Regions from separate parts of the Homo sapiens genome. Here regions 2, 3 and 4 are each linked to region 1. The links are chromatin loops, found by intact Hi-C in ENCODE. Cell type or tissue: heart right ventricle. All regions are shown on one strand. Region 1 overlaps DCLK1 (doublecortin like kinase 1). Region 2 overlaps LOC107984604 (a long non-coding RNA gene). Region 3 holds the start of DCLK1 (doublecortin like kinase 1). Region 4 overlaps CCDC169-SOHLH2 (CCDC169-SOHLH2 readthrough).

The links. Peaks named below come from ENCODE experiments on the same cell type or tissue, not always from the same donor. Only the 100,000 strongest peaks of a DNase experiment are listed, where the experiment ranks them.
Region 2: it touches region 1 in a loop (2.2-fold over the local background); 4 of 110 quality-filtered maps call a loop at or near these places.
Region 3: a loop joins it to region 1, with 2.0 times the contacts of the local background. A loop is called at or near these places in 11 of 110 quality-filtered maps.
Region 4: it touches region 1 in a loop (5-fold over the local background); 11 of 110 quality-filtered maps call a loop at or near these places.

What each region holds. Positions count from the first base shown.
Region 1 is chr13:35,992,378-35,997,377 of GRCh38, forward strand. All of the region lies in intron 3 of DCLK1 (doublecortin like kinase 1), which reads right to left. Among named protein-coding and RNA genes, the nearest start is that of DCLK1, 140 kb to the right of the region's middle. RefSeq lists an enhancer at 1,105-1,606. In heart right ventricle, no CTCF peak of the experiment used is centred here; a DNase peak (open chromatin) is centred at 2,314; H3K27ac peaks cover 2,585 bases.
Region 2 is chr13:36,152,555-36,157,554 of GRCh38, forward strand. LOC107984604 (a long non-coding RNA gene) reads right to left here. Exons shown (of 3, transcript XR_001749822.1): 3 at 4,359-4,525. Among named protein-coding and RNA genes, the nearest start is that of DCLK1, 24 kb to the left of the region's middle. RefSeq lists an enhancer at 1,914-2,478. In heart right ventricle, no CTCF peak of the experiment used is centred here; a DNase peak (open chromatin) is centred at 2,383; H3K4me3 peaks cover 979 bases.
Region 3 is chr13:36,128,071-36,133,070 of GRCh38, forward strand. It overlaps DCLK1 (doublecortin like kinase 1), which reads right to left and starts at 3,312. Exons shown (of 17, transcript NM_001330071.2): 1 at 3,044-3,312. In heart right ventricle, no CTCF peak of the experiment used is centred here; DNase peaks (open chromatin) are centred at 2,601, 3,441, 3,761 and 4,031; H3K4me3 peaks cover 2,323 bases; H3K27ac peaks cover 1,377 bases.
Region 4 is chr13:36,273,306-36,278,305 of GRCh38, forward strand. The region is part of intron 2 of CCDC169-SOHLH2 (CCDC169-SOHLH2 readthrough); the gene reads right to left. The region is part of intron 4 of CCDC169 (coiled-coil domain containing 169); the gene reads right to left. Among named protein-coding and RNA genes, the nearest start is that of CCDC169, 22 kb to the right of the region's middle. RefSeq lists a silencer at 3,187-3,481. In heart right ventricle, a CTCF peak has its summit at 2,081 (motif pointing left); no DNase peak of the experiment used is centred here.

The sequences.
Region 1 (5,000 bases):
CATGTTGACAGTACTAGGATGTGGCTGCCATTCCTTACTTTGTTTGCTTCCTTCAAAAGAAAGTGCTTTTTTTTTTTTTAATGTTGGGGGCTTAAAAGAGGAGTGAAAGGTGAAACAAAGGGTTATACAGACAAGTTTTGTGCATTTCTAACTTTGCACTGGAAATCTACTCCTGACTTACTGCAGTCATCTTGAAGCTTAAAATCCAAGATCACTGGCCTTGCTGATTTTCCTTCTATCAATGACCACAAATGCCCCAGTCTCAAAACCCCAGCATCATTGTTGACCAGTATGATCATATGTTCAATTTGCCTAGGAAAGTCCCAGTTTGTGCCTGTTTTCCCACTGTCCTGACCAGTGTAGCATTTGTCTTGGAAAATGTCCTAGGTTGGACAATACATTTTATGATCACTCTATTTCTCCTCTTTCCCCTGAAAATCCTGATCCTTTTTCCTTTGTGTGACCTGGTCATTCATTCCTTTATTTTAATTCTACCACCTTTATGAACTGCACTGATATACTACTCCCCCATCAGTGATCTCCAGTCTCTAATCGATTATACACATGAAGCTACTGCTCTGAAGCCCTGGATATCTTCTCCTTATTTAATGGATTAAATCCAAATTCAGGCATTCAAGATTTTCACATCCTGGTCCTTTTGCTGTTTCTGCAGCCTTGCCTGCAATGTCTCCCTGATGTAATATGTGGGTCCAGCACAATTGCTTGCTCAGCCTCCTACGCACTGTCATATGCATCTGCTTCTGTGATACAGTTGCTCAAGCTGCTCTGCTCTCTTTTATCTAAGACCTACTCTCCTTTCAAGACCAACTCAACTCTCACTTCCTCCCGAAAGCTTTCTCTGCTGTCCCTGCCTTCGATCAATCACCTCTCCTACATGACGCTCCAGCAACAAGTAACCTCAAAACTACTGACTGAACACTTAGCACAGCCTACCTTGCATTCTTCTTTGTCTCTTTCATGCCTCAGTTCTGTCTCTCCAGGTAGACCTTAAACTCATCAAGAGCAAGGATCTTTTCTTATAATTTTTCTTATAATTTTCTTTCCTCCAACAGCCACCAAAATCTGCTGACAGAAGGCAGGAGGCAGCATAAAATACAGGAAAAGCACTGGACGTAGCATGATTTGTCTTAGACTTGCCACTTACTATCTGTGAAACTTGGGGAAAGGTTTACCTCTCATCCTCAGTTTCCGCATCTACACATTGGGGGATGAGGATGAAACCAGTACCTGCCGTGCCTTCATTACCAAGTGGTTGTGAGAATCAGGTAAAGTGAGTGTGTTCTGAATTACAAAGATTTACATACATGAGGAATTAGTTAACATTTTTTTGATGATGGTAATAACATCATCAAAGACATCTAGCCACAACTTAATCAGAACTACCTATCATATGGTGCTTCAGAGAATTCAAATTCAATTCCTTTCTCTGAACACTCATGAGAAAAAAAAAAAAAAGCTAGGATAAGTATCAGCCTTGAGGCTCCCATATTTCATTTCCTCTCTTCAAAGCCAAAGTCTTTAAAGACCTGAGTGTGGAATATGAAAGGCAGGAGTGAGGGAAAGTGACCAGTTAACATCTCTAGTCCTTCCAGCGTTTCAGACTCTTTCAAGTACTTTTCTCTCATCTGCAAAACATCCTTTTGAGATACTGGAACCAATACTATGAGCCCTTTGAAAAAAAGAAAAGGGGAAAAGTAACATGCAGCTTCCAAAAAAAAAAAAAAATCTAACATTTAGCAGGAGTAGGTTGGGGCATGGTGATTTTGGAATCAGTCACACTTTACAATTCCAGCTTCAGGCTTGACTGAAGTGTTCCAGGTGGGCAGCTCTTCTAGAACTTTCCCTGTAGCAGAAGTCTGTTCACTGATGGATGTTTGTGGCAGGAGCCAAGCGAATTAGTCAGATAAAATATAAGCGTGAAAACAGGAAAGTGGTTCTCCTGAAGTTTCTTTTCTAGCTGTAAGCTTCCACACCACAGAATAGTCAATCACATTACAGCCCACAAGAAAAACCTGAAAGAATCATGTTCAGCTGACCTCAAACCACATATTCTTAGCTAATAAAACATCCTTGCATCAGGTCTCAAGAACACAAACTCAAAGCTAATATAAGATAGCAATTCTGCAAGACAGTTTGCCCCTGGTAATTATACTAAAAATAAAAAAAAGGCAGCCAACTGGTGAGGTTGTCTGTTCTTTTTAGAAAAGATATTTCATGTTCCCTCAAGCTTCATTATCAGTGATTGGCTTGGATGAATGGGCGGCTTCCAACAGCTTTTACCCAAGGCCAGGCTTGACAAATGTGGCATGATTTTGGCAGTGCTCGGGCTCTGATTCAGTCTTCAAATGTCTGGCATGGAACATGAACTTCTGAACCTGACCTAAAGCTATTATGGGCTTTAAATTTTCAAGCAATTGCATCATTAAGCAACCAGCATGCGATGGCATTACTATCTTATCCACTGCCTAAATACCACAATGCATTTAAAGGAAGTTGACATAAATCAGCAATGAAAGGCACAGATGACGGCAATAAGAAATGGCCCATCATTAAGGTTCATTCAAAAGCATACAGGTTGGAACTGCAGCACATTCAATTTTAAAATGCAGATATGACACAAATTCAGAAAGCTATGAAGAGCAATTTGTGAATTTTCACCAAATAGCATATGCTCTGAGAAATTTTTGTCTAAGTGTTCTCCAAGGTAGCTTTGTAGTGGTGGAGTTTCTTCCTTTTCTTTCTTAAACCTCTGCTCCAAGAAGAGACAAAGCATCCACATTCAATTATAAGAGTTTTCTTTTTCACCTCAAATTACCAATATTCCCTCATCTTTTCCAATATCATATTGTAAAGATACAATCCAAATGCCTGTGTCTACAAGGATTCAGTGGAGGAAATGACTTAACATTTGAGTGAACTAAGTTCACTTTATTACGAAATCTAATTCTATCCGTTTTCAATATACTAGTTAGTATGGGGCAATATTTTTAATGGGCCACACCAAAATATAATAAAAGGAATGTAAACAGATCAGAGGACAAAGACAAGGAAACCAATCTGGTAGTTTTATTAGCAAAACCAGAAAGAATAAGAACATTTTACTTTCATATAAATGTTCCTTTGTCTTCTTTCATTTTTACTGAGGCCAATTCAAATGTTGAGGAACAATCTGGGAGGCTCTTCAGTTTCAATGATGATTAACAGAAAATTACCATTCTGAATGGAAATTTCACCTCTTCCCAACTCATTAGAATACACTGGCTTTTCTGACTAAATCACAGGTGAGCAAATAATAGAAGACTGCTTATTTTTAGCAGCAGGCTGTGAGAGACAACCTCAAAAAAGATAAACTAACCCACGTACGTGAGATCACACGTTTTTACCATAAATCTTTGTTTCCTGGCTGTTCTTATAAATGCAAATCTAGCAGAAATGTTACAAACATAAGCAATAAGATTACAACAGTTTTCCTAAAATATCTTCTATATTAGGCTTTACTTAAGGCCAACAATATTTTCATCTATTTTAATTTTATTATTTCTTTTTTTTAATTTTTTGAGATGGAGTTTCATTCACTCTTGTTGCCCAGGCTGGAGTTAAATATTATGCAATCTCCGCCTCCCAGGTTCAAGTGATTCTCCTGCCTCAGCCTCCCAAGCATCTGGGATTACAGGTGCCCACCACCACGCCCAGTTAATTTTTGTATTTTTAGTAGAGACGGGGCTTCACCATGTTGGTCATGCTGGTTGCAAACTCCTGACCTCAGGGGATCTACCCGCCTCGGCCTCCCAAAATGCTAAGATTCTAGGCGTAAGCCACTGCACCCTGCCAACCTATTTTAGTTGTAAATAAAATCATCAGTGCTTTAAGAAGGAGAGATAGATTAAGGCCTCCCGTCTTCATCATTCGCTTCAGTGTGCTGGTATTGCAAACAGCACCATGTGCAATGCCCATTCCCACTTGAGGTGGTCAATTTTATGTGTCAACTTGGCTGGGCCACGGGGCCCAGGTATGTAGTCAAGCACTATTCTGCACATTTCTTTGAGGGTGTTTTTAGATGAGATTAACATTTAAATTGCTAAATTTGAGCAAAGCAGACTGCCCTCTGTAATGCAGGTGGGCCTCATCTATTGGTTGACAGCTTGAATAGAACAAAAGGCTGACCTCCACAAGCAGGAGGCCATTCTAGCAGATTTGAACTGCAACATCAGCTCTTCCTGAGTCTCCAGCTTGCCAGCCCTCCCTGAGTATTTTGAACTTGCCTGTCTCGATGTTCACGTGAGTTCCTTAAAACAAATCTCTTTCCATATATATATATACACACAACCTATTGGTTCTGTTTCTATGGAGAACCCTGATTAATACACCACTTATCTGAAGGGTATTATCCACTCTGTGCATCATCTTTTATACATGCTTTGCTTTCATCCATATGGACAGCATAACTTTATTTTTGCCCATTTAATACTGAGAGTGAGCATTCGACCTGTTGGCCACAAAGCTATAGCTATTTACTCAGAGCTTCTATTTTTAACACTCTGATTCCTGTGTTATTTATTTTACATGCAGTGAAGCCCTTTAAAGCCCCTTAACCACTTCCCTACATCTGCATGCAGGAACAGTCTCCTCCTGCTAGAAACAGAGTTTAATGATGTTTGAGTTGAAGGTAGGATGGAAAAAGCCAATTAGTTTCCAGAATGGCTCCTTTCTCTTGGGGCTACACCTTGTGGTTTGAAATTAAATCCAATATCAGCCTCATCCATACACAAATGCAAAGCCAAGGCTAGCCCACTTTGGATAATCTCGTGATCTTCTCCACTGAACATGAGCATGTATTGTCTGGATCAAGTTCTTTTTAATGATGAGGAAATATGAGATTTATTACTAATGAAGATAGGCCCCAATCCAACTAAAACCTAGGCAGATATGATTATCTTTAATTTCTTTTCTCATCTCTCATTTTAAGGGGAAAATCATCG
Region 2 (5,000 bases), 160 kb after region 1:
AGAATCAATAGTCAAATAATTTCAACTGCTGAGATAAGAAGCTGGTGCACTAGATTTTTATGCATTTTCGAACTGTGGAAAAAGGAATATTTTCTAAAAACTGGAATTAAGTAAGGCAATTTTATATACATTTATTTCTAGAGATAAAAATTCAGATGTGGTTAACAAAAGGAGGTAGATTAAAAGTCTCAAGGGTACATTTTTTTTTCAAGCCAACAGCATCCTTAGGGCCTGAAAGCAGCAACTACTATTATGACATATTAAGAATTATATTAAATGCTTAGCATACATTATCTCACTTAACGTTTCAACAACCCTAAAATATAGCTATTATTTCCAATTTACAGATGATGATGCCGGGATATAAAAGAAATTAAAGTCACTTGTCTGTGGTCACAGAGCCAGTAATTAGTGAAGCCTTGCTTTAAACAGAAGTCTGACTCCAAAAACTCATTCTTCTAACCACCAAAATCTGCTGCAGTAAAACACACACACACACACACACACACACACACACACACACCATTACATAATGCTGTGAGGTTCACAGAATCTTTTGTCATACATTATTTGACTTGATTCCTACAAAACTCTTATTTATTTATTTATTTTTGAGACAAGATCTGGCTTTGTGGCCCAGGCTGGATTGCAGTGGCACCATCATGGCTCACTGCAGCCTCGACCTCCTGGGCTCAAGGGATCCTCACATCTCAGCCTCCTGAAGAGCTGACAGGAGCATACCACCATGCCTGGCTACATTTTTTTAAGTTTTTTGGAAAAACAGGGTCTCTCTGTGTTGACAGGGCTGGTCTGAAACTCATAGGCTTAAGTGGTTCTCCTGCCTCTGCCTCCCAAAGTGTTAGGATTACAGGTGTGAATCACTGTGCCTGGCACTATAAAATTCTTACAACTCCCATCTTACAGGTGAGCTTACTAAGACTCATACCAAGGAAGTGTCTATTTCCAAAGTCACAAAGTTTGTATGTAGTAGATCTGAGACAAAATGTCCCAAATCCATATCCTTTCCAGCAGGTCAAGCTGCTAGATGCTTTAGTTATCATAAGCAGATATTATGGAATATGATGAACTATAAGATAAATTATTCCTAGAGGAATAGAGAAATAGATGATGGATACAGGGATTTTTTCTGCTGAGGCTTGACTCAGACAAGCAGTTGTGGGGCCACTTTGCAAGAATCTCTTTGGAGCAAGCTCTGACTTCCTTCCGTCTGGTGGAGGAGGACCAGGACCAGGATCTGGGGTTCCTGAAATTAGCAAAATGAACAAACAAGGGAAGAAGATGGAGACCACTCCCAAGACCAATGGGGAAGGTAAAATATCTGACCCAGTCTATAAGCATTCTTCCCCTGGGGCCTGGCCTGGGCAAGTACCAAGGGCAGGGGCAGAGCCAGTGACAAGAAGGACTAAGCACATGAGGTAACAAAATAAAAAGCCTGCCCACAGTGACTGTAAGCTGCCTCTTGTGCCCCAGCTGGAGTGACTTAGGGGGAACTGCAATGCCATATGTCAAATCAAGATGGTAGAAATGTTACCCAAATTGATACCTGGCAAATTGATCAAAATTAATTTTCCCTTACATTAAAGAAGAAATAGTGATAGAATTGCTACTGATATTAGTCTGAGAAACTGCCTCAATTTTTGGAGGCTGATGGACACTCAGAAAGTGATTTAAATGTAAACAACTTGTTCAATGCCTTATTTTACAATTGAGGAAGTGTGTTAGTGGTAACACACTTGGGAGGCTGAGGTGGGAGGATCACTTGAAGTCAGGAGTTTGAGACTAGCCTGGACAGTATAGTGAGACTGTCCTCTCTACTTAAAAAAAAAAAAAAAAAAAAAAATTGGCCAGGCATGGTGGCATGCGCCTGTAGTCCCAGCTACTTGGGAGGTTGAAGTGGGAGAATCACTTGAGCTGGAGAGATTGAGGCTGCAGTGAGCCGTGATTGTGCCACTGCACTCCAGCCTGGGTGACAGAGTGACACTGTCTACAAAAGCAAACAAAACAAAACCCTAGTGAGAATGTCTCTCCAGTCTGGCTATCATCACCCATGACAGTCATATTTATGTCATTGTCTCCTTGATCAGGAAAGGGAAAAGAACTATGCCATGGGAGCAGAGACAGCTCTTCCCTGGGAGCAGTGCTTTACTGAGCTGCAACGCTCTCCCCAGCCCAGGGGCAGGAGTTGAACATATCACTTGAATCACTTCTGGTTTCTAGATGCAAAAGCAGTCCCTGAAAGGAATTTCCAGGCGCTGGCTCACAGGCTGCGTGTAAACGCCCGGTCACGCCTCCCGCGTGGAGGATGGAGACGATTACTAATCACCAGCCACCTCCGAGTGACAGCAGAGGCAGGGGAGGCTCGGGGCCCAGCTGTCAGGCGCAAGGGCAGAGGTCAGCGCGGGGTCTCCCCGGAGCAGGAGTGAGCGGCGAGTGACAGGTGCAGCCGCGCCATCCCCAAGCATCCCGGAACCTGGCCCGGAGGCTGCTGTGGGATCCACAGCCCTGCGCGCTGGGGAGGCGCTGCAATGACCCTGCGGCGGCGCCTTCCCCCGGCGTCCCCAAATAGAAACAGCACTAGTGCCCTCTCTCCGACCCCACCAGGGCCGCTGCCGGGCTCCTCCTTACTCAGACCAGGCTCTACCGACTCCGCAACAGCTGCTCACCACGCTTGAGATGCAAAAGGTCTGTGTGAATACAATAAGGGGATGCATATTTTCAGGCCAGAATTCACACCCGAGCATGATTTTCACCGCGTGATTGACTTAGGTGAATTTAAAATACCCCGAGCCTCATAAATAAATTGCGCTGGGGCTTTAAATTGGCAAAATGAGTTACTGACTTCCCTGACTCTACTTAACATTGCACCTACCTATGTTTTGAGGAAGTGGAGGGGAGTCTTTCATGACTGTCTTAGACTCCAAGTCATTAGGTCTATTAGTTTGCTTTTTTCTTTTCTCGTCAATACAATTGACTTGGTCTTGGACTTCCCCAGGCAACTTTCTGTAATTAAGGGTCTCTGGAACTAACTAATAAAGTACAATCAGTGCCGATGTGAGAAACAATAGTTACAAGAACATATACCATGTTTAAAAATAGATTTAAATACTCAAAGTCCCCAAATTATTCATTCTTTAAAACAAGTGAAAGAGTTTGTAAGAGAAAATCAACCATGCGCTGAGGATAATACACAAAAAATTTGACCTTAACAAATTTCTGAGATAATAAACTCTCTATTTTAGGTCATTAAAAAAAATCTCGAAATTTTGCAGAGTTTGACATTGCCAATTTGCTCACAGTCATTGACTGCTGAAACAGATGCCAATGATCAAGTTGCCCATAAAAAAGAATAAAGCTTCTTTCATAATGAGGCCTATGATGAACTGATTAAATAAGTTAGCCAAGCAAATTCCTGGAAGAAAATACTTCATGCAGAGAGAATTGCGAGTGCAAAGCCCTGAGGTAGGGTTGTTCAAGTAAAACCCAGGTGACCATTGTCAATGAGCTGAGTGACAGAGGGGAAGAGCTGTTGGAGATGATGTTGTTGGACAGGTTGCAAGGACTGAGGTCCTAAAAGGTCTCATAGACTCATAGTAAAGACTGCTTTTCTGTGAATGAGATGAGAGGTCATTGGAGGTTTGCAAAGAAATGGCATAATCTGATTTAAACATTAAAAAGACCGTTCTGTCTACTACGTGAAACAGATTGAGCAAGGGAAGGTGAAAGCAGTAAGACTAGTTAGGAGGCCATTACCTGGGTGAGAGATATTGGTGGCCTGGACCAGGATGAGTACTGTCCTTCACTGGAGTGAAGTGGTCAGGTACTGATGACGTTTTGAAACTCAGAAAGTCAAGATTTGCTGATCAATCAAATGGAGAGTATGAGAGAGAGAGAGAGGAGACAATGACTCAAAGATTTCTGGCTTGGTGACGAATGGGTTTGCCATTTGCTAAAAGAAAGGGAGAGGAATGGTGGGAAAGGGAATCAACAGTTCAGTTTTTGTCTTGTGTGGTGACCCCATAGCCTTCTCTTTAACCCAGTGGCTTTCACCCAATATTGTAATTGGCCCCCAAGCTGCCTGACTGCTTTCTCCTTTGACTTGAAACAGATCCCACTCCGAAATCTCCCCTTTATAAACATTTTGGGTCTTCTTCATATTGTCTGTTATTCAGGAAAAAATTGCCAAACATGATTTTCAGAAGTTGATATCATAAAAACATTGTGATTATCCTTTTGTGTCTTGGACATCAGCCATTGAGAATCACTGCTCCCACCTGAGCATTTCATTTCTGTTTCTATGCAGGTTCTGATCCACTAAATAGAAAGGAAAAGACCTTTACACTCCCTTTAGCAAGAAATCTTCTGCTCCTGCAGGAAGGTCCACCTGAAAACAGAGGGCCCATAACACTCGTTGGGAAGCACCAACAGACATCCCAGACTCTCCTCATCCCATTTCCTAGTAGCTCCCTGGCACCACTGTTTGATGACAGCTTGTTGAAATGGATGCCTGTTGAAATGGTGAAGGTGAACAGTGTGAGATGTCAAAAGAAACATATGACTAACAATAAAGATAAGCTCACAAATTATGTATTTTTTTCCCAAGTGAATTGGAGCTAGCTAAAATGTACCCCTCTATTTTTGTCATTCTCCCTTGTGTTCAAGAGAGAGAACAGGGAGGAATTGCTGCTTGTGTGTTGGGAATTTCACAGAATCTTGGGCATCCCCACAAGAGTGATCGTTCATGTAAGTGGCATCCACTTTTGTGAATCAGCAAAAAAAAAAAAAAAAAAGAAAAAAGAAAAAGAAAAAGATTGAAGGCTGCTGGCTTAGCTACCTAAGGACAGCAGTGTGGAAGGACTCAGAGGAAATGGAGGACGTTGCTCCTGCTTTTGCAAAGCTTGCAATTTTATGATCTTATTAAAATAAAGCTTATTGTTTTAATTTTATCCAGATGTATAGACAGAGGCCAATTTATTGGGAGC
Region 3 (5,000 bases), 140 kb after region 1:
CCCAACCTTTCTTTGGCCCTCAGTAAACTGACCTCTGATCCATTCAGAGTGGCTAAAATTTCACACCTGAAAGCATGACTAGAGATTTGGTACTCCAGAAATGAAGTGAAAGAAAGCAATATTTACTGAAGGTCTAGGAGGTACCTGACACTATTACTCATCAACCAGTTGTATAATATGCTAAAAATTCTCTTCTAAACCTCATATTAATCCAACAAGGTAGGTAATATTATTAATATTCAGGTGAATATGGAATTTATCCAGGGTCCCAAAATTATAACTGAGGGGTTGAGATTTGAACCCAGATTTACTGTAACTCCAAAGCTGGTGTTTTCCATCCCTTGCTCCTTTGAAACTGGTTCCTCTTCAGCATGAGAAGCAGGATTTTGTAAGCCCTCACTCCTAACTAGCTCAGTGACCTTGGACAGGCCACATAACTGATCCAGACCTCGTCTGCACACAGAGGAAGCAGTGGTCAGCAGGCCTCTGATGTTGGTGATTCTATCTACCTGCTTATGGGTCTATTGCTGACCCCACTGAAGGTCTGGGGAGGGAGAAATGAAGTGTGATTTAAACCTGGAGTGTTAATGAGTTCAGTGTACTTTTTTCCCTCCAAATATGAAAACTATTTCTTGCCTCTTAATAACTCATAGTAGTCAGAATTTGCATTTTTCAAAAACAGTTATATATAGGCAGCTCTGAACTGGTTTCATTGATTTTGATGTTAGATAACTTTAAAACAATGATCCCTTGATATCCAGTCCTGTAGGCATTAGTTGTTAAACAGAACCAATTTTTGTCCAGGATATTGGTAACTGCTCTTACTTTTTAATTTATATGGTTTTAAAGTGAGCTCTCTTGTCTTCTAAAAGGGAGTGTGTCTTGGGGGTGGAGTGGAAGACACTCCCAGTACTCACACCAACTCACTAAGTTCTTCAACATTTTGTAAATTATAAAGGCCAAACTCACTTTTGAAGTTTGTGTTTTATTCTTAAAGGCAGTGATCATTCTCCCAACACTAGGAGTTTGGGGATTTCCTTCCAAATTGATATAAACTAAAAGAAAACAAGCAGGGCCATAGGGAAGGATGGCACAGTTCTGTTACCAGAAAGAGTGCACATCGAATTCTCAGTGACTGACAATTGGCAAAGGCCAAATAATTTGGCAATAGTTAGAATTCCCTGGGGGAACGGGCTTTTAGGACCAAGAATTCCCACACCAGATGAAAAAAGAAGAAAAGAACAATTTAAAATAGAAAAAAGGTTTACTTTGTTTCATTTTATTTGCATATTTCCTCAAACTGGATCACAGGTTCATCCAGGGCAGGGCTACACCTTTTACTTCCCTTCCCTGAATCTGTCCAAAAGTGGGCAATGGTGTCGACAAAAGAAACCATACTCAGAGTGAAATCATTTTCAAGGCTACAGCTACCTCTAAATGGAGCACACTCCACACCCTAGTGTGCTGGTAATTATTCGTGGCAACAAAATAGGTGTTCTTTCCCTCACCTTGGCTTAGTCATACATTTGAACCATGCATGAGCTTCTGAAGATCCACTGGCCTTCCACAGGTTTACACTTTCTGCACAGGAAGGCTGCGAGAACACACAGCTCAATGTTCAGAGACCATAGGTGGCCAAGGGCCTGAGTGCACATGTGCAGTGGCACCAGGATGGTAACCACAGCACCTCAGCCACAGCGACCACAGACACTGGAGGTAAGAAGGGCCACTGGCTCTCATCAGAGCTTTTCCTATAAATCCTGCCATTTCAAGAAACCAACATCCCTGATTGTTCTCGGTGGGATTTCTCACCATTTTGAGGAATCTATGTTCATCCTTCTCTAGATGAGCACATGGTTCTTGTTTCAGAAATTTACACACATATATACCAAGAAAAAAATGGCATAAATGCTACCACATCTAAATAGATGCTGGACCTGGAAGTCCCAAGGCATATTTTAACCGTGGGATTAGGATTCAGGTGGACTGGCATGAAATAAAACGCACACATACCTTCCAGGCCCGTGCACCACCACGGACGTAGACATCACAGGGTGTGTGCATATCTTTTATAATTTTCCTCTATATGACCTCTCTTAAAAAATCCCTTCTGACCTGCATCCATGTGACATTTCATACTTAAAACGCTGTCCTACTTTCCTTTCCCACTGAAAGGCAATATATTTAGGAACAGTCATAAAATGTATTCACGGAACAGCCTGCAGTGTGGTCGCTGAACGTGTGTGCACCGTGCCTGGACACACTCACAGGTGCAGCAGAGAGGGAGCCGGTTTGAATGAAACCTTTCATCTTCTCTCTCACCGACCAAGCATCTCCTTGCCAAATCCAGGAGCAATTCCGCGCAAACCTGGTTTTCAAAAGCAGCCTCTTTTGTGGGGCATTGCGGGGCTGTGCGTGCGCTCCCACTAGGAGGAAAAAATGCCATTTCCTCTCCGCAAGCTTTTAGCACTGCAGGTACTAATTTGAACATGAGGCAGCCTCGCTGTCCCTGAAGGAACTTGAGACCCTGCAAACGTACTTGCAACACCCACGCTGCAGCCACCACCACGCACGAATCGACCCCATCCACAAGCACACATCACTGGCCCGGGCACACGGAAAAGCACACACACAATAAGAGGCCGGGCCCGGCCACTCCTTCCTTGGTTCCCGCTCCGCAGCCAGTTCTGACAATGACAAGCACCTCTCCCAGCTCCTCCGCCCTGGCTCTCCATCTCCACTAACAACGCGAAAAGCCTGGGAGGGCCCGCTCGCCTGACTCCAGGTTTAAAGCCCCATGGCACCAAACAAAAGAGGCAGGTGCCAGCAGCCCCGGGGCCGCCCGCACGCAACGCCCCCGGGTCGGGCCAGGCTGGCCAGGGCAGGGCGGCCGCCTTTCGAGGAACTGCGGGCGGGGCGGCGGGGCCAAGCTGAGCGCCCGCCCTGCCCTCGGCGCCCCGCGGCTGCGGGCGGAGCGGGCTCTGCGGAGTCCCCCGGCCGCCCTCCCCGCAGCTCCCGTCCCCAGGGAAGGCAAACCACGCACCGGTCCGCGGAGAGACGCCGCCGGGGGTCTTTGTGGCCGCGCTGGGGGCCGCCTCCTGGTGCTGTCCTCGCCGGGCTGGGCGCGGCCGGGGCTGCGGGGCTGCAGGGCTGGGGGGCGGCGGCGGGGCCGGGCTGGGCGGCAGCAGCTGCTGGAGCGCGGCGCCTCGGTTGCGGCCACTAGTGCAGGGATGTGCCTCGGCCCGTCCTCATTGAAATGCGGCGCTTCGCACAGCCTCACTCCAGCCTCTCTCTCCAGAGGAGGGCGGCGGCGGCGGCGGCGGCGGGCGCGCTCCCTTTTCTTGTCTCACTCGCTCACACGCCCTCCCGTCTCCCTCCTCCTCCTCCTCCTCCGCGTGCGCGCCCCGTCGCCCCCGCCCTTCTTGGCAGGGCGCACCCACCACGGCTGCGCCCCAGGTCCTCCTCCCTCCCAGCGCCCTCTTCCCACCGCAGCAACCTCGGTGCATCTGGCTTGACTACACCCCTAAACCTCCCTAGTCCCCACAAGTAGTCTTTGGGAGATGGGGGCAGATCAGATGGTGGAAGAGAACGTGGACAGGGCTGAGTCTGAGCCAGGAAGTGTGCAAGGCACAGAGGTGATATGGCCGAGAGATGAGGCCCCCACCGTCGGGGGAGGGAAGGAGGTACCCACACTCATACCTTTTGATGTGACCTCACGGTCTGACACCTTTCCCAGGGTATGGAAGCCAGTGGATCACCTTCTCATCCTTTTTGCCCGGGATGCACCCACGCAGTGCCTCTTCGGATGACCAACCCTCCCAAGCTATGCACTCTGGTGCCCCCCACATTGGGAAGAGCTGGATCTGTTCATGGATCCCACCCATCATCTCCACTTAACCCCAAGACATGAGTCACTCTTGGAATAGTGACCTCTGCTTAGAGTCAAATATGTTCCAAAGGGCCCTTGAGAACTGAAGGGCCAGGTTTCACTGCTGGACACTTTGTGGCTGCCAAGGCTGGGTCTGCGGTGGAAAGCCCCATGAGCTCATGCGAGCCTCTCCTCCCAGAGGGGGAATGTTCTCCTAGCCCAGGCTGTTCACAGCTTCCTCCAGTCTTTGCACAAAAGTCCAGGGAGTGGGAGCAGCTCCCAGATTTCGGTGAAATCTTAGACTGGCTCAGTACGCAGCCTGAATTTTGATCCAGTTAATCTGACTTTCAATCCTGTCGTCCACAACCTGTGTTTGTCCCAAATACACATGAGTATACAAAATACACATAAGTATTTTTCTCTCTTCCTGAGCCTACACCTTTCAATGGAACATTAAAATTTTATTTTTCTCTTGCCCATTGATCCCAGTTATGTGTTTGACTACTTATTATTAAAAAGTTCTATTCTGAAATACTTTCCAAGTATGATGTAAATGTTAAATAATTACCATTTGTTTTAAAACACAGCTCAAATGAGATCCATGCTACATATTCCACAAGTGATGCGATATTTATTTTTGAACTATTTAATAGCCCAGAGATGAGAGTACAGTGAACTCACCAAATTAACTAAATGCAAAGTAGTAAGCCTATTCTTTCACATTCTGAGGCAAAATGAGAGCCATAGGGGTAAATTAAGAGAAAGGAAGAAGCCAAGTACATCTTCTGGAGAACAGAAATCAGAGCTTCTTTTTATCTTGCCAATGACAAATGCCAAGTGATTTCTTCCAAAATGCTAAGCCAAGAAATAAATTTCATCTCTTAACCCCTATGGATATTCTACTAGGGTCATTTCTTAAGAGCTTTAAGTAACTCACCATCATCTTACCTCTTCCTAGCTGTTGTACCTAGCACACACAGATAATGTGTTCAGAGAATCACCTTGGTGTTTGACTCTCTCAGTAGCAAAGTGCTCTCACTAGAAATAGTTGGGCATCATTAGCTCTTTAAGGAAACCAGGGGGCAACTGATAATTAAGTAGATGAAGACATTAAATAGTATACATTGGCCCT
Region 4 (5,000 bases), 280 kb after region 1:
CCAATTATACCCACAGTTTTCCAATTTTACATTTGTTATTGGATTTTGTCAGGTGGGAGTACTTTAGGAGTTTTATACATGGGAAGAATATGGGTTTGTGAGATAGGAGCATGTAAGAGTGAACACACCAAATGATGTAATAGTTATAAAAAAAATATCCTGAGGCCCCACACACATACTGCCTTACTTACTAGCTTCACAAGCAAAAAATGTTTTGACTAAAATGGGGAACATTCTAATTATGCACATTTGCATTTTTTAAAGCACAATAATACTACGCTTCAATAATATTTCTACTATTCTACAAGATTTAAAAATAATAATTTTATACTCAAAAACTGTGAATTCTAAAATAGATCACATTTGAGATTGCTAACAACCCACCCTGGTATTTGAGTTAGAAATTCCATCAATGTTTTTATTTAAAATTTTTTTGTAATGTACTAATTTCTAAAGCTTTATAAGCACCATGTGGAAAATGTATTAAGAAGCAGCTTCATAGCAGTTGTGGTCTTCGTGCCTTGTCCTTCGTTCTTTCTTCACTATTATCTTTAAGCTTTAACACCTTGGTTTCTTCCTCCAGCCTCTAACACATGACTTTGTCTCCCAGCTCTGTGCGTGTTCATTCTCTCCAGGCTCAACAGAGAGACACAAAGTATTTTCTCTTCTGCAGTTAGCCTCAGCATTGCCCCCACACACAGTTACAGCTGGTGTGGCCCAGAATTCCCAGAATAACCCACTTCATTCTCCTTCTCTATACCTGCTTCCTATGAGTTGTGTTTTAGGCATACTATGCTTTGAAATTATACTATAACTCAGGAAGTTAGGATGTTTCATTGTGGCAATCTCATGGGAATAAGGCCAGCATAAAAATAAATTATCCTGGGGAGACGACAAAAACACATTATAGATTTTGCAAAAACGACAGCAATCATGAAGTAACCTGGACCATTAACAAGAAGATATTTGTAATTATCCACTTATAAATATACATACCAGAGATCCTTGAAAAGTATAAAATTGTACTACAATAACTTTAAGGTTCCCTCTTATTTTACTGACTCCAAAATGAACTAGATATCTTTAAAACAGAAGAACAGACTCTCTCATTCCATCACTTCCAATTCACTGGACTGTTCATAACTTAATGTTCTTGATCTTCCCAAGGAGCTGCTTTTATCTGATTATATAAATCAATGGTAATATACTAGAAAACTGCAGCCTGGAAAGACAAAGCAACGCCACAGTTAAACTGAAAATTCTACTAGATATTAACAACAACGAAAATCATATACATAAAGCTAATTCTATTATCATAAAAGAGCTGTTTTGTTTTGTTTCTGACACTAATAACTTCTTAGCATTCCAAGCAATAACATATTTCACCTACGATCTTGTTTTAATTTGCTTTTTAAAGGTCATTTTCCAAGAGTAGATTGAAACAACAGGGTAAGAATAAGAAATTTCAAGATACTGTTTACACACCTGAAATAAAGTATACTTAGGTTTTTAAAAAAGTCCCTCACCTCTATCCAAAGCAGAGAGAAAATTCCATTAGCTGCATTTTTTTTTTTTTTTTTTTTGAGACAAAGTCTCCCTGTCGCCCAGGCTGGAGTGCAGTGGCGCGATCTCTGCTCACTGCAGGCTCCGCCTGCCAGGTTCACACCATTCTCCTGCCTCAGCCTCCCGAGCAGCTGGGACTACAGGCGCCCACCATCACGCCCGGCTAATTTTTTGTATTTTTAGTAGAGACGGGGTTTCACCGTGTTAGCCAGGATGGTCTCGATCTATGACCTCGTGATCCGCCCGCCTCGGCCTCCCAAAGTGCTGGGATTACAGGCGTGAGCCACCGCGCTCGGCCTGCATATTATTTTTAAACCAATGATTGCTAACAAACACACAAAAAAAAAGTAAAAAAAAAATCACTCCACTGAACGCTTACAAAAGAAAAAACAGGAGAATACAATGTAGTTAAGCACAGCTCCTATATATATAGTACTTTTCAATATAGGCAACTGCAACAATGAAAGAACACAGCCTTCTACATTCTTAAATACCAAATGCCCCCTTGTGGACAGCACTGTTACTAGATTTGCATATAAAATCTGTTTAAACTAACTTTTCTGTCTGTGATTTGAAGCTATGTACCTATCAATTGACCATTCTGATCTTGGAGAGAACACAAACCCAGTGAGGGCTGTCCACAGAACACCTCAGGAGGCAGTCTCAGAGATTATAGCATTTTAATAACCTCAATACTTTAAAAATATATACTTACACGTGTCAATAGTGCTCTAGTGTCACTAATTTTAATGACTGGTTATCAGGCATTAAAAACAACATTTCTAAGAATTTTCAAAAGGCATAAACTACCACAGTGAGCCCAGTGGGAGCATGACTAATTGGGTGTACAGTGAGGTAATGGGTCCCAGGAAGACCCAAATAGGGCTGGATGTCCATCAGGCAGCACAGCTAAAAGAAGAATCTGAATCATGGTAAAGAAATTAGTATCACAGTCAGGAAAATGGTGTGGGGCAACAGGATGAAGAAAAGATAAGTAGGTCAATGAGTAATAAGACTGGAAGTCAGAGAGTGGGACATGACATGGACCACAACAGAGAATAATAGAGGGGAGAGTCTTGCTTCTCTGAAGAGCCAGGTGTGTGATAAAAACAATGGCCCGATGGTTTAAAAGAACTAAGACTTAAAACCATCTCTTTCTTCAGGCTTCTCTTGCTTTTGTAATATGTTCTTCTCCTGTTTGTCCTATGGCAAGCTGAAACATATGTCTGAAGGGAATATAGACAAACAGGCAAAGATTAATATTTCAAAAAGCCAATTCATCAAAGGATTAATTTGCAGGGAGACCAATCTACCTACGATTCCAAATTTACTAAAAATTCGCTTTAAGGAAAATCATTCATATATGTGAACTTATAACCTGAAATATACTCTTTTTCTAAGAATATTTTCAATAATAATACTAAATGCTAAATGATTTCCGTAAGTTTTGGGTTTTCAACAAACATTTATTAAAATGTTACTAAATAAAATTATATTCATTAGAACATATTCAAGGATTTGGATTTCGGCAAATTGGCTTCCTGTGAATTGGTTTTCTACAAATTGATCAAGAGTCTTCCAGAGAATGTTTGAGATGAGATTAAGTATTTTCCTAAATAATGTTTCTCTGTTTCTACACCTTCTCCCCCATTCTTTTCACCACCAGCTAGTCTTGTTAGCTTTAGGAACAGGATCCATCTGACTGACTAAGCATATGCACTGGTGAGAGATTTCCCTGAAGGATCCAAGCTGCCTGGGTGTAGTGGAGGACAAGGGGGAGGGTACTGATAGGAAAACTAGAGAAAGAGAAAAATAGGGGTCATCACTTTTATGACTCTGAATGAGTCAAGGAATAGGACTTCCACTTTGCAATACAATTGACTACAGGGATATGGTGGGGCTTGTTGATAAGAGCCATTACAGTAACTTATCACAAGCAAGGCTGTATTCCACATCTTTCTCTGAGGGATATACATCCCCTATATCTGTTGATCTTAAGTTGTGCTCTGTAATAGAGCCTATTGTGAGGTCTGCCAAAAAAATACAAATGTCCAGGCCTTACTCCAGACCTACCAAATTTCTGGGGAAATCCTCAGAACGTATACTTTTAATATACATTAGTATACATACATAATGTATATAAAAGTATACATTAAGCAGCACTATTCACAATAGCAAAGACATGGAATCAACCCAAATGCCCATCAATGATAGATTGGATAAAGGAAATGTGGTACATATACACCATGGAATAATATGCAGCCACAAAAAGGAAAGAGATCATATCCTTTGCAGGGATATGGATGGAGCTGAAAGCCATTTCCCTCAGTAAACTAATGCAGGAACAGAAAACCAAACACCCCATGTTCTCACTTATAAGTGGGGCCTGAACATTGAGAACACATGGACACAGAGAGGGGAACAACACACACTGGGGCCTGTCAGGGGGTAGGGTGGGGGAGTGGAGAGCATTAGGAAAAATAGCTAATGCATGCTGGACTTAATACCTAGGTGATGGGTTGATAGGTGCAGCAAACCACCATGGCACATGTTTACCTATGTAACAAACCTGCACATCCTGCACATGTACCCCAGAACTTAAACATTAAAATTAAAAAAGAATATACCTTTAATATATATTAATATGGCTACAGGTCTTTGCTGAACATACCTGGAAATTCTTGGAAGGAATTTCAGGTAGGCACTAAGTCCCGTTTTGGTGAATGCACATGTTAGAGACTAGAAAATGTACACCCAACTAGCTCAAGGGAAGTAAAGGTTCTGCACTTTTTATTAAGAGGGTTAAATATCAGCTGGGTGAGGTGGCTCACGCCTGTAATGGGAGGCTGAGGCAGGCGGATCACCTGAGGTCAGGAGTTCAGCCTGGCCAACATGGCAAAACCCCATCTCCACTAAAAATACAAAAATTGGCTGAGCGTGGTGGCAGGCACCTGTAATCCCAGCTACTCGGGAGGCTGAGGCAGGAGAATCGCTTGAACCCGGGAAGCTGACGTTGCAGTGACCCGAGATCGTGCCATTGCACTCCAGCCTGGGCAACAGAGCAAGACTCCGTCTCAAAAAAAAAAAAAAAAAGATGTTAAATATCTAATGAATTCTATTATAGTTTTGAGAAGGTACCAAAAGATTCAGAAGATTCACAACTTATATAACAGCACAGCTTAATAAGTGAAAACAGATTGCACATCTTTGGGCCTTATGCTTATCCCTTCCAAGTTGATTGGGGTTAATTTCACAACAGACTTGTTTTAATAAAATAGTACTTTTCCTTTATCAAGGGAAAACAGAACAGGAACTAACAGAGCTTACTATGTCAGGCACTATGTTATTTGTTTTATCTATCTCTAATAATCTTCACAGTAACCCTGCATGAGAGTTTAATTAACTCAATTTCACAGATGAGGAAATTAAGCCTCAGA